Regions from separate parts of the Homo sapiens genome. Here region 2 is linked to region 1. A link is a contact called in ENCODE Hi-C or POLR2A ChIA-PET data. All regions are on one chromosome and are shown on one strand. The core of a region is the stretch at or near the end of the contact, and the rest is flanking DNA. Distances in the headings are between cores, read along the strand shown. Region 1 holds the start of TSPAN9 (tetraspanin 9). Region 2 holds the start of ITFG2 (integrin alpha FG-GAP repeat containing 2).

What was found. A loop is a pair of places that touch in the nucleus more often than their neighbours do. ChIA-PET counts read pairs that join two places held with the same protein, here RNA polymerase II (POLR2A). Pooled maps may share reads with other maps.
Region 2: a map of naive thymus-derived CD4-positive, alpha-beta T cell shows a loop between it and region 1 (16-fold over the local background). The contact joins the promoter of ITFG2 here to the promoter of TSPAN9 in region 1. A Hi-C loop is called at or near these places in 1 of 168 maps with a recorded cell type or tissue (naive thymus-derived CD4-positive, alpha-beta T cell) and 8 of 50 pooled maps. POLR2A ChIA-PET finds 5 or more read pairs at or near these places in 2 of 52 experiments (BJ and H1).

The regions. Positions count from the first base shown.
Region 1 is chr12:3,075,646-3,081,835 of GRCh38, reverse strand. It overlaps TSPAN9 (tetraspanin 9), which reads right to left and starts at 4,457. Exons shown (of 9, transcript NM_006675.5): 1 at 4,383-4,457. RefSeq lists silencers at 4,352-4,851, 4,902-4,951.
Region 2 is chr12:2,807,227-2,813,917 of GRCh38, reverse strand. ITFG2 (integrin alpha FG-GAP repeat containing 2) reads right to left here and starts at 1,250. Exons shown (of 12, transcript NM_018463.4): 1 at 1,062-1,250. The coding sequence starts at 1,157. ITFG2-AS1 (ITFG2 antisense RNA 1) reads left to right here and starts at 994. Exons shown (of 4, transcript NR_146317.1): 1 at 994-1,356. RefSeq lists enhancers at 974-1,223, 954-1,703 and a silencer at 1,334-1,423.

The DNA of each region.
Region 1 (6,190 bases), core at 3,208-5,707:
ACACACACACACACACACACACACACAATTTTTTAGATACAGAGGCCTCACTATGTTGCCCAGGGTGGTCTCAAATCCCTGGGCTCAAGTGATCCTCCCACATCAGCTTCCCAAAATACTGGGATTACAGATGTGAGGCACCGCATCCAGCCCAGCACAGACTCTTATACATGTGACACATACACTGTTTGTGGAGTTCACTAGAGAACCACCCAAGGAAGTATATAAAGGCCAGGAGCAAAATGAAGACAGAAAATGCCACCGGGGTTCCCAGGAAAAAGAGGTTCATTTGGGATGGGATGCCAGGGTCTTGAGAGGAGCTCAGACATGAGAAAGGTCTTGAAAGAGGAGAGGGATGGAAGAACCAACCAGGAAGGTGGAAGAGGATGAACTAAGGGGCCAAGAAGGAACGCGCAAAGCATGCTTGGGAGATAAGTCTGGCTAGAACCAAGGGTTCCAGGAGGGAGGAGAGTGGCGATAAGGCTAGACAGGCAGGATGCTGAATGCCAGGCGAATGCACCGGGATTAGATCCACTCCCTCTTAGTCAGTGAGGATGACAACCACTGCAGGCTGGGCCCTCACGGCAGAGAAAAGAAGTCTTGTCCTCTCTTGTTCCAAGCATCTTAGTCCAGTCTCCTCCACGAGGTTATAAATAACAGCCACCGTTTACTGCACACCTGCTGTATATGAGGCCCTGAGCTACGTGCCTCACATACATCAGCTCATGGCTCCTTCCCAACACCCTGAGTACTTGGTATTGTTATCCTCATTTTGCAAGCAAGGAGCTGAGACTAAAGGAGGTGAAGGCATCCGCCCAAGTCCCAACCCACTCACTCATTCACTTAACAGTGCTGGCTGGCCCTGGGGTTACAGGCCTGCGAAAAGGGGGCACTCCCTCCAGCCACCCCAGGTTCAAGGGCTTCCCACCTAAGCTGGGCTGCTTCTCCACAACTCTCCCGATTAATTCCTCAAGGTCAGCATTTACTAAGCACACAGCAGGAGCTTAATAAAGCACACTAAACAGACAGAATAGTGGCTGCCAGAGGCTGGGAGGAGGGGGAAACAGTTGTTTCAAGAATATTAAAGCTTCAGTTTTACAAGGTAATTTCTGGAGCTGTCGCACAACAATGTAAATAGACTTAATGCTACTGAACTGTACATTTAAGAATGGTTAAAATGTACACTTAAGATTTTACATTTGCCAGGCGCGGTGGCTCATGCTTGTAATCCCAGCACTTTTTGGGGCCGAGGAGGGTGGATCATGAGGTCAGGAGTTCAAGACCAGCCTGGCCAACATGGTGAAACCCCGTCTCTACTAAAAAAAATACAAAATTTAGCCGAGGGTGATGGCGGGCGCCTGTAGTCCCAGCTACTGGGGAGGCTGAGGCAGAGAATTGCTTGAACCCGGGAGGCGGAGGTTGCAGTGAGCTGTGATTATGCCACTGCACTCCAGCCTGGGCGACAGAGTGAGACTCCATCTCAAAAACAACAACAACAAAAAAAAGATTTTACATTCAGTGTTTTTTTAACCACAATTTTAGAATTTTTTATATAAAGCACACTTCCTAATTGATTGAGTGGCTGCCAATATCTTACACTGTTAATTATCTGATGCTGGAAGAGACTCTAGAATATTTCTAATCCAATATACCACCAAAACAGAGAGTTGGAAAGAGGAGGTAAATTGCCCAAGGTTGCACAAATAGGTGGTGCCAGGTGAAGACAAGGCTCAACATAGAGGAAAGGGGCTGGGCGTGGTGGCTCACGCCTGTAATCCCAACACTTTGGGAGGCCAAGGTAGGAGAATTGCTTGAGGCCAGGAGTTCAAGACCAGAGACCAGCCTGGGCAACATAGCACAACCCTGTCTCTACCAAAAAAAAAAAAAAAATTTTTTTAATTATCTGAGCATGGGGCCTGTACCTATAGTCCCAGCTACTCGGGAGGCTAAGGTGGGAGGATCACTTGAGCCCAGGAGTTGGAGGCTGCAGTGAGCTGCTTGTGTCCCTGTGCTCCAGCCCAGGCAACAAAGCAAGACCCTGTCTCTAAAAAAAAAAAAAAAAAATAGAAGAAGGGGCTAAGTACGGTGGTTCATGCCTGTAATCCCAGCACTTTGGGAGGCCAAGGCAGGCGGATCACCTGAGGTCAGGAGTTTGAGACCAGTCTGGCCAACATGGCGAAACTCCATCTCTACTAAAAATACAAAAATTAGCCAGGTGTGGTGGCGGGCACCTGTAATCCCAGTTACTTGGGAGGTTGAGGCAGGAGAATCACTTGAACCCAGTAGGCAGAGGTTGCAGTGAGCCGAGATAGTGCCATCGCACTCCAGCCTGGGCAACAAAAGCAAAAGTCTGTCTCAGAAAAAAATAAATAAATAAAATAGAAGAAGGGCAGAGAGGCAGATGGCAGAATAGATGGCACAAGGCAGGAAGGTCAGAAGCCAGGGTTCAAGTTTTGCTTCTTTCACTTAATGAGTGTTGTGACCTTAGATAAGATACTTATTCTCTCTGAGTATCATTTTCTTAACCTATAAGAAGGCAATTAAAAGTAACAAACTTCAGCCAATGCGGTGGCTCACGCCTATAATCCCAGCACTGTGGGAGGCCAAGGCAGGTGGATCACTTGAGGTCAGGAGTTCAAGACCAGCCTGGTCAACATGGCAAAACCTCATCTCTACTAAAAATACAAAAATTAGAAGGCGTGGCGGCACGCGCCTGTAATCCCAGCTACTCGGGAGGCTGAGGCAGGAGAATGGCTTGAACCTGGGACGCGGGGGTTGCAGTGAGCTGAGATCCTGCCACTGCACTCCAGCCTGGGCAACAGAGTGAGACTCTGTCTCAAAAAAAAAAAAAAAAGTAACAAATTTCACAAGATTACGTATGAATTAAATAAAATTATATACAGCTAATGTAACGTGCATAGAAAAAACTTGGCCAACTATAAATTACTTTATCAACACTAGTTATTGTTATTAATATTAAATATCTGTTCATAGGTTTAAAAAGCTCTGCCAGAATATTAAAATCTGATTAAACCAGACCAAAAAAAAAAAAATCCTACTCTCACCTGTTCAGGGACTTGCACACAGGGCGTCTTCAGTGAGTGAGAGTAGAACTGAATTACACTTCAAGTTTTATCTACCCCAATCCTCTCCCTCCAACCCACAGCCCAGCTGCATCAGCCATGCCAGGACCAAGCCGAGGGTAGGAAGCCGGTGTAATTGTCTGCCTCTCTGGCTGCATTCCTTAGCTAAATATAAATGATTTGTCCAGGCTATTGTTTGAAATTATCCATAATCCCTCTCCTCCCCTCCCCATTACTTATGATGGCAAGCTGGCTGCGTATCTCTATAGCAAAGCATATATTCAACATTCTCTGTGGCTATTTTCAGTAAAGAGAAGGGAGCTGGCAGGTATATATAGGGATCCTCGCATGAGTCTTCAGTTTTCTCCACTAGTCCAGGAAAGCTTCCTGGAGGAGGAAATACCTGAGTCACCCCAGGGAAAAGGACAGCTGCAGGTCAGAAGGGCACGCGCACATAATGAGAGACTGGGTCTCTGAACTAAGAGTTACCAGGTAAGGCAGGTAAGCCCCTGCCTTCTTACCCCCCGTTTTGGTGATGCGAGAAAAAGGTAGCTCAGGGGATCCCATACTAGCCCAAGCTTCCCCAGACAAAACAGGCATTTGGGGGAAGATGAAGCAGTGACTCGTATATTTTTCAAAGAGGGAGGAGATCCAAGACTCCAGTTCCAAGATGTACAAGTACAAATATTGCTCTTACAACAACAAGCCGGTTTCTTGTTTGGATCTTTTTTTAAAAACCACAAGAAAGTTTTTTGAAGTCCCAAACTTGAATGCACAGATGGGCTAGATCTCCAACTTCGGGATGTGCCAGAGTCCTGTCACTCGGAGTGCTGATCTTCCAGCAGTGGCCCAGGGAGCGGTCGCGGGTGCCGGGGGGCTGCAGGCCATATCCCAGCCCTGCCCGAAGGCCCCCTGGCCCTCTCTGGGGTCCTTGTATGGACTGTCCCAAGCGGTGCACGGGGTCACACAGTCGGAAACCCTTGCCGGCCCCGGGTTACTCCCTTTCTGAAACGGTCTTCCTCGGAGCCATCCCCTGGAGGACCCCACTTCGCTCGGTGCCCGGGCCCCGCACCCACCCTCCCCTTCCCGGCCCGCTTCCCGCACGGCGCCTACTCTGTTCCTCGTCCTCTCGTCCCACCGCCGCCCTGCCCACACTGCCTCCCGTGGGCGCCCCCGGCCGCTCCCCCTTCTCGGGTCTCGGCCTGGGGGTGCCCAGCCCGCCCGGCGCCGGCTCAAGGCCGCGCGACTCCGCACGCTCTCGAGACCCGCCTCGCCGCCCGCCGCCCGGGCCGCACTCACCGCGCCCGCAGGACCTGGGGGTCTCCGCTCTGCTCGCGCTCCGGCACCGCCGCCGCCGCCGCCGCCAGCGGAAACAGGGGGCGGGGCCTGCCCGGGAATGGCGAGCCTGCGGGGCGGGGCGGCCCGGGGGCGGAGCGGGGAGGGGCGGGGCGGAGCGGGGAGGGGCGGGGCGGAGAAGGATCGCAGGGCTGAGCGGGGCGCCAGCGCCAGTGCCCGGCACTGCCCCGGGCTGGGTCCCCTGCGTTAGAGGAAGGGGAGCCCGGGGACGGGGCACGGGGCCCGCGAGGCACGGGTGCTCTCTCGGGGTTCCGGAAGCCTCCCTCCCCGCCCCGCCGCCCGCATGCCCGGACCGGCCGCTCCTCCGAGGTGCTATGATCCCGCCTTCCCCCTGCGGCGAACGGGCCTCTTCCCGGGGTAGGGGCGGGGAGGTCCGGGCCTGGCAGTGCGCTCTCCTGGGCTCTGCGCCCACACGGCACCCAAGGGCCTTCCTGGCCCAGGCCTCGGCTCTCTCCCTCGCGCCAGGCTGCCTGGCCTCGCCACCCCACCCCCACACCTACGAACCCCTTCCCTGGTGTTTCGGGCGGACTGTGCGAGATGCTGACAGCGCGGGTGTGTGTTGGAGCCTGCCTGAGACACCTCCCGCAGAAAGGGCCATGCCTCCCCAGGAGCTGGCGGCCTCCAAGGGCGACTACAGGGCACCGTGTGCCTGAGGGGTGCGCTAAGGCAGGAGAAACTCCAGCTAGGCATGTCTGGCCCGGGCGCTTTTTCAGGCCTGGATTTTATGTGTTTTTTGCTTTTTGTTTTGTTTTGTTTTTTCTTGAGACAAGGACTCACTCTGTTGCCCAGGCAGGAGTGCAGTGGTGCGATCACGGCTCACTGCAGCCTCGACTTCCCGGGCTCAAGTGATCCCGCCTCAGCCTCCAGAGTAGTTGGGACTGTAGGCGCGCACCACCACGTCCGGCGAAGTTTTTGATTTTTTTTGTACAGACGGTGGTCTCCCTGGGCCCAAGCTGGTCTCAAACTCCCGGGCTCAAGCCATCCTCCTGCCTCTGCCTCCCAAAGTGCTGGGATTATAGGCCCGGATTCTTAAAGCTAGAAGGCCTAAACTTGTTTCCAAAGAGCACTAAAACGCCATCTCTTCTCATCATTACTGTCATCAAAAATGTCTTCTAGGCCAGGTGTGGTGGCTCACGCGTGTAATCCCAGGACTTTGGGGGGCCCAGGTGGAAGGATTGCTTGAGCTCAGGAACTCAGGAATTCAAGAACAGCCTGGGCAACATAGGGAAACCCCATCTCAAAAAAAAAATGTTTTAATTAACCGGGTGTGGTGGCACACCCCTGTAGTCCCAGCTGCTCCGGAGGCTGAGGCTCAGGCGTTGGAGGCTGCAGTAAACTAGGATCATGCCACTGTACTCCAGCCTGGGCAGTAGAGGGAGACCCTGTCTTTAAAAGTGAAATTTTTTTAAATTTTAAAGAAACTGTATGCTGTGCTTCCCACGTGCCCTACCATTGCACTAAGCTTGACTGGGGACAAGTTTTTAAAACCTGGCTATAATCACTAGGGTCACTTTTGCTTTCTGCTAATTAGACTGGAAGTTTCCACTCATCTTCTGGGCCCCTTTCCGTCACACACATGCAACCTTGTTTTTGTCTATTAGACTAAACCCATAACCCATTTCCTTCTGATCTCCCTTTCCCCACAAGGAAAATATTCTCCTTCTACATTTTGCTTCATCCAAAGCCCTGTTCAATGCCCCTATAACAAAGTCTTCCCAAGGAACCCCCACCAGCCCCAATCTCTCCAGTCA
Region 2 (6,691 bases), core at 1-2,500, 260 kb after region 1:
CATAAAATTGGACTGCTTGGCAGTTCATGAAGAAACACGAAAGCCCAGAAAACATAACACAAATTTATGAGAATAACTCTTTCCTCCCCAGAGAGGGTAGAGCCAAAAAAGGCCTCATAAGATACCTTCTGCATCACAGCACTAGGGGGCGGTGGGAAATAAGTACAGGACAGTTAAGGAACTGTGAAGCAGGGAGGCCGAGTAGGAAGATAGGGCAGAGGGTAGAAGGGGGCAATACAGTGCTTTGCATTAGAACTATGAAATAGATGATAAATGAAAAGATAAAGTCTGCAAAAAAAAGAGCATCAGACACTATTCCCTTTAATGCTCCACCGGAGAATCCTCTCCATACTTTAGTCAATGCATCTCATTACATTTTATTATCCGGTGACTATTACACAGCTTGATTATGAGCTATCTGAGGACTGGAACTCTCTCGTTCATTTTTGAATTCCTAGAATGTAGCAGAGTCCTTGGTGCATAATGAGCAGTTCAGTAAAGATTTGCAGAAAAACAGAATAAAATACTAACACCACCACCACCACCACTAACACTTAAGTGAGCACTAAACTGTGTGCCAGGCATTGTTTTACCTGCTTGACCTGTGGTAATTTATTTAAAAAACGAGAAGGGCTGGGCACGATGGCTCAGGCCTGTAGTCCCAGCACTTTGGGCCAACATGGTGAAACCCCACCTCTACTAAAAACACAAAAATTAGTCGGGCGTGGTGGCGGGCGCCTGTAATCCCAGCCCCTTGGGAGGCTGAGGTAGGAGAATCGCTCGAGCCCGGGAGGCAGAGGTTGCGGTGAGCCGAAATCAAGCCACTGCACTCCAGCCTGGGTGACAGACGGAGCCTGTCTCAAAAAACAAACAAAACCTCCCAAGGAACAAAACCAACCACGAACACTGAAGCTATCAATAAAGTTTTTCTCTCTAGCGCTCCAAACTAGCCACAGCGCGCATGCTCACGCTCACGTGGCACGCTCGGGCGGCCTCTTCCACTTCCCTTGCCCCGTCCCTGCACAGATCCAGGCTGTCTCTTGCGGTGCGCATGCACCTACCGTATCGTTATCAACGTCTCCGAGGCAGATTGCGTGCGGGAAGAGGCTCCCGCTGAACTCCAGCGCCACGCGCTGCACGTAGCTAACTGACCTCATGGCACCTCCAAGAGCAGAGGGAGCGGAGAGGCCCAGTAAATATTCCCTGAACCCCCGTCGCGACAGCCGCCAGAGCGGAAGGCCACCTAAGGCAGCAAGTTACGTCACTGCCTGAACCTCCAATCTCTGCCTCTTCCTCCTTTAACCTTACAGAGGAGGCGGGTCTTCCGGGCTTGGAGGCGGGCTTCCCAACTCTGATGTGAGTGACAGGCCCACGGGCCACTCCTTTTCTCCACAGGGCTGCAGACCGTGGGTAAACCAACCCTGACGGGGGTCGATCTGTTCCCTTGGCAACAGGGCTCCCAAGGGCTTGACCTAATAACCTTGACCTTTTTCCTTTGTTTCCCTGGCAATGAAGATTCCTAGCCATCAGACCATTCCTGAGAATCTTACTAATCTTCGTAATAACTGATAATTGCATGGTTTTGAAAAGTGTTTTTAAAAAACTACCCATTAGGAGTGAAAACAATGTAGTGAGTTGCAATCAGCATATAAAAAATTAAATACAATAGTAATATACCAAGTGACTCCCAGGTAGTAAGGTAAGTACAGTTTTTGTGAAACTCTTGTTTCAATTGTATATACTTATATGTGTATACTGGCTTATAATGTAAAAAAAATTTTTTTTTTCAGTGTATGTGTTTTCTGGTCAATAGTTTAAAAGCCACCTGCTGCAAAGCACATTTCACATATTTCACATAATTAGTTCAGCCACTATGCGAGCTTTTTTTTTTTTTGGCTGAGGAAAACAGGTTCAGCAAGATTAAGTAAAATGGCAGAAGGAAGGATTGTGGGGCGGGGTGCGTGCTCAAACCAGAATTGTTTGATCCCAAACCCTAGGGCCTCTCCATCATTTACTATCATAGTTCGTAGGAGAGTCTTCAGGCTGGAAGTGAAGGTTGCCTGGATTCCGGATCTGCTCTGTCTTGTGGCCCCCCAGCACAAAGCTCTTGCATCTCAACCTCAGTAGCCTTACTCTTGTAGCACAGATGGGACTGTCACTCTCATGGCTGGCTTCTTGGGATACTTTCTTTCCATGTTGAATCCAGTTCTGCCTTTCTTTGGGGTGCCTCGTCAATCAGGGCAATATTTATGAAATCATACAGGTGTTCAATACATTTTTAGATTTAGGTCTAAAAACCCAGGCTGACTCGCACTTGGTGTTTCAAAAAAAAAAAAAAAATGATTCTACCTTATCTGGGATTTTGGACCAGGGGCTGTTCCTTTTTATCTTTTTTTTTTTTATTTTTATTTTTATTTTTTTTTGAGACAGAGTCTCGCTCTGTTGCCCAGGCTGTAGTGCAGTGGCGCAATCTCGGCTCACTGCAACCTCTGCCTCCCAGGTTCAAGCAGTTCTCCTGCCTCAGCCTCCCGAGTAGCTGAGACTACAGGCGAGCGCCACCACGCCCAGCTAATTTTTAATTTAATTTAATTTAATTTTTTTTTTTTTTGAGACGGAGTCTCGCTCTGTCACCCAGGCTGGAGTGCAGTGGTGCGATCTCGGCTCGCTGCAAGCTCCGCCTCCCGGGCTCAAGCCATTCTCCTGCCTCAGCCTCCGGAGTAGCTGGGACTACAAGCGCCCGCTACCACTCAAGGAGAATTTTTTGTATTTTTAGTAGAGACGGCGTTTCACCGTGTTAGCCAGGATGGTCTCGATCTCCTGACCTCGTGATCCACCCGCCTCGGCCTTCCAAAGTGCTGGGATTACAGGCATGAGCCACCGGCGCCCGGCCGCCCAGCTAATTTTTGTACTTTTAGTAGAGACGGGGTTTCACCATGTTGGCCAGAATGGTCTTGATCTCTTGACCTCTTGATCTGCCCGCCTCGGCCTCCCAAAGTGCTGGAATTACAGGCGTGAGCCACTGCGCCCGGCCCCTTTTTTCTTTTTCTTTCTTTTTTTTCTTTGAGAGTCTTGCTCTGGAGTGCAGTGGTGCGATCTGGGCTCATTGCAACCTCCGCCTCCCAGGCTCGAGATCTTGTGTCTCAGCCTCCCAGGTAGGTGGGATTACAAGCGTGAGCCACCATGCCCGGCTTGTCCCTACTTTCTATGTCTGTACATAGTGGGAGGAGGCTGGAGGGCAAGACCTTTTCTTGGGGGAAGGGGGTGGCAGATTTTTTCCTAGATGTCCCAGTGGATCTGACAGCCAGGTAAGAAAGAACAGCAGGTCAGAACAGTAAACTGGAGGAAGTCTGGACAAATACTGGAGACTGCAGATATATTCTGAAGCTGAACTGTGTTACAAGTTCATATTTCTGGTTGTGTACTGTGGGATGGCCAGGTCCATTAAAAGGCACTGGGTCCCACAGGTATTCCTGGTGCTTTGAATACATTTTCTCATTTACAGAGCAGTTGCATGCTCCCTCACCCCGTGTTCTACCCCATCTCTATTCTCTCATCCTAGTTCAAATCCTAAGCTTCATATTAGGCCTTTAAGGGGTGGGAAAACCAAAACCAGTATCAAAATGTTCACCTCTAGGTTGGCTGTGGAGGCTCATGCCTGTAATTCCAGCACTTTTGGAGACTGAGGCAGGCAGATCACTTGAGCTCAGGAGTTCAAGACCAGCCTGGACAACATGGCAAAACCATGACTCCACCAAAAATGCAAAAATTAGCTGGGCATAGTGGTGCATGCCTGTGGTCCCAGCTACTCAGGAGGCTGAGGCGGGAAGATCTCCTGAGCCCAAGAGGCAGAGGTTGCAGTGAGCCAAGGTGGTGTCACTGCACTCCAGGCTGGGTGAAAGTGAGACTCTGTCTCCAAAAAAAAAAAAAAAAAAAAAACTTTACCTCTGAAATGGTTTTTTCTTTCTTTCTTTCTTTTTTTCTGAGGCAGTCTCCCTCTGTCACCCAGGCTGGAGTGCAATGACACGATCTCGGCTCACTGCAACCTCCGCCTCCCGGGTTCAAGCGATTCTCCTGCCTTAGCCTCCTGAGTAGCTGGGACTACAGGAGACTGCCACCACGCCCAGCCAATTGTTTTTGTATTTTTAGTAGAGACGGGGTTTCACCATATTGGCCAGGCTGGTCTTGAACTCCTGACCTTGTGATCTGCCTGCCTCGGCCTCCCAAAGTGCTGAGATTATAGGCATGAGCCACCACGCCCGGCCTCTGAAGTGGTTTTAAAAAAATATATTACTAAATAACTCAGAACAAGAGATGAGATCACCCAGCTTCTTTCATCAGGTGCCTTGGCCTGACCCAGTTATCTAAGATCAGACCCCAACCCAGGATTCCCCAGTGCCTTAGTTTTATCTTCCTCATCATTTGGGTTTCTTGGTCTGGATCTTTCTGTGACACGGGGTGTCTGTTTTTAATTGTAGAATATGTTTGCCATGAAGGTCATGTAATTATGATCACAACTTCTTTTTTACTTTTTTTTTTTTTTGAGATGGAGTCTCGCTCTGTCGCCTAGGCTGAGTGCAGTGGCACGATCTCAGCTCACTGCAAGCTCTGCCCTCCGGGTTCACGCCATTGTCCTGCCTCAGCCTCCCGAGAAGCTGAGACTACAGGCACCCGCCACCACACCCGGCTAATTTTTTGTATTTTTAGTAGAGAATGGGTTTCACTGTGTTAGCCAGGATGGTCTCAATCTCCTGACCTCATGATCCACCCACCTCAGCCTCCCAAAGTGCTGGGATTACAGGCGTGAGCCACTGTGTCTGGCCTTCTTTTTCACTTTTTTGAGTTTCACTCTTCTTGCCCAGGCTGGAGTGCAATGGTGCGATCTTGGCTCACCGCAACCTCCGCCTCCCGGGTTCAAGCGATTCTCCTGCCTCAGCCTCCCGAGTAGCTGGGATTACAGGTGTCCACGACCATGCCCAGATAATTTTTTTTGTAGTAGAGACAGGGTTTCACCATGTTGGCCAGGCTGGTCTTGAACTCTTGACCTCAGGTGATCAAAGTGCTCGGCCTCCCAAAGTGCTGGGATTACAGGCCACCATGCCTAGACGTATGATCACAACTTCTATACCACACTTTTTGGCTTTTGTCAAGAGAGCCAAATAAAGTTAGGCAGGAAAGATAGGTCTCCAAGAAATAGGGCACAAGTGAAGTCCTTCCATGCCTGTGCCTCTCCCCACCTTGCATCAGTTACTTTAAGTCCAGTGAGTGTTTTGTATGACTAGGCATTGTCAAGCCATATGGACAGATCCCTGGCTCCACAAAGAGCACTCCTGGTCTTGGCCCCTTTCTAGTTGGAAGGTTGCTAGGTCTCTTTGGGCACCATCTAAACTCCATCTTGTCTAAGCCAAGCACTCTTTCTGCTGGTTTTTGTCTTGCTCCCCAAAACTGTCTAATTAGGGTATCTTCCTGGTTAGGTGACATGGATACAGTTATATGAGTGGCATATTCTTTACAAACAATAGAAATCTCCATAGGAGGGGATGGGGGGATTAAGTGGGGAGCGTTTCTTTCTTTTTTTTTTTTTTTAAGATGGAGTCTTACTCTGTCGCTCAGGCTGAAGTGCAGTGGCGCGCTCTTGACTCACTGCAAGCTCCACCTCCCAGGTTCACACCATTCTCCTGCCTCAGCCTCCCCAGTAACTGGGACTACAGGCTCCCGCCACCACACCCAGCTAATTTTTTTTTTGTGTGTGTATTTTTAGTAGAGACGGGGTTTCACCGTGTTAGCCAGGATGGTCTTGATCTCCTGACCTCGTGATCCGCCTGCCTTGGCTTCCCAAAGTGATGGGATTACAGGCGTGAGCCACTGCGCCCAGCCAGTGGGAAGCATTTCTAGGAAGATTCTTTGTGTACTTCATCCTCCAACAGTAGACAGAATGGTTTGTGTTTGCCCAGGGTGCCCAGGTAAGAAACAGGGTCTCCAAGTATCTTTCAAAACATGAGGCCCAGAGCCTCACCACCTTGGGGGCAGGGTCCATGGCTTCTCAATGGGCTTGGTTTGGCTTATATCACCATTTCCCCCTCCCCTCTCTCATTCATGGTACACCTTAGCATATTAAACTGTTGGAAAAGTTAGGTTTTTTGTCCTAGAAACTGGCAGAGTAGTGTGGGGCAGCTCTGCACCGGGTGAAATGCTGTTATTCAGAGCTCTACTAAGTCTCACTGCCTTCCTCAAGTTTGCCCCTGTTAAAATGCACCACCAACTCTGGGACGCTTTAATCCTAGAACTAACTCATCAGGATTGTCTGCTCAAGACTACTGATGGATGAGAAGTTCACTGTCACTGTGTCACTTAAACATTAGGAGACAGGGTTAAAACACAAAGAATGAGGAAGACGTTTTGGAACTAGATTAACACTGTAAAGACTAAATGGCCACCAAACTGTTGAATTTAAAATGGTTAACTTTGTTTCACCTAAAAATGTGAATTTCACCTAAAAAAATACAAATCAGTTTATGTCTGATGCACTTCTAAAACAGGAGACTGAAGATCCAATGGAATATAGAATATACATGCTGATCCTCTCTTCTAGCCACAGGACCCTTGACATTCACAAAGGCATTGCTTTTTCTTGATCATCCCTGAGACCATTCACTCTTACTTTGCCTCTCAAATTGGTATAGCATGGCAGGGC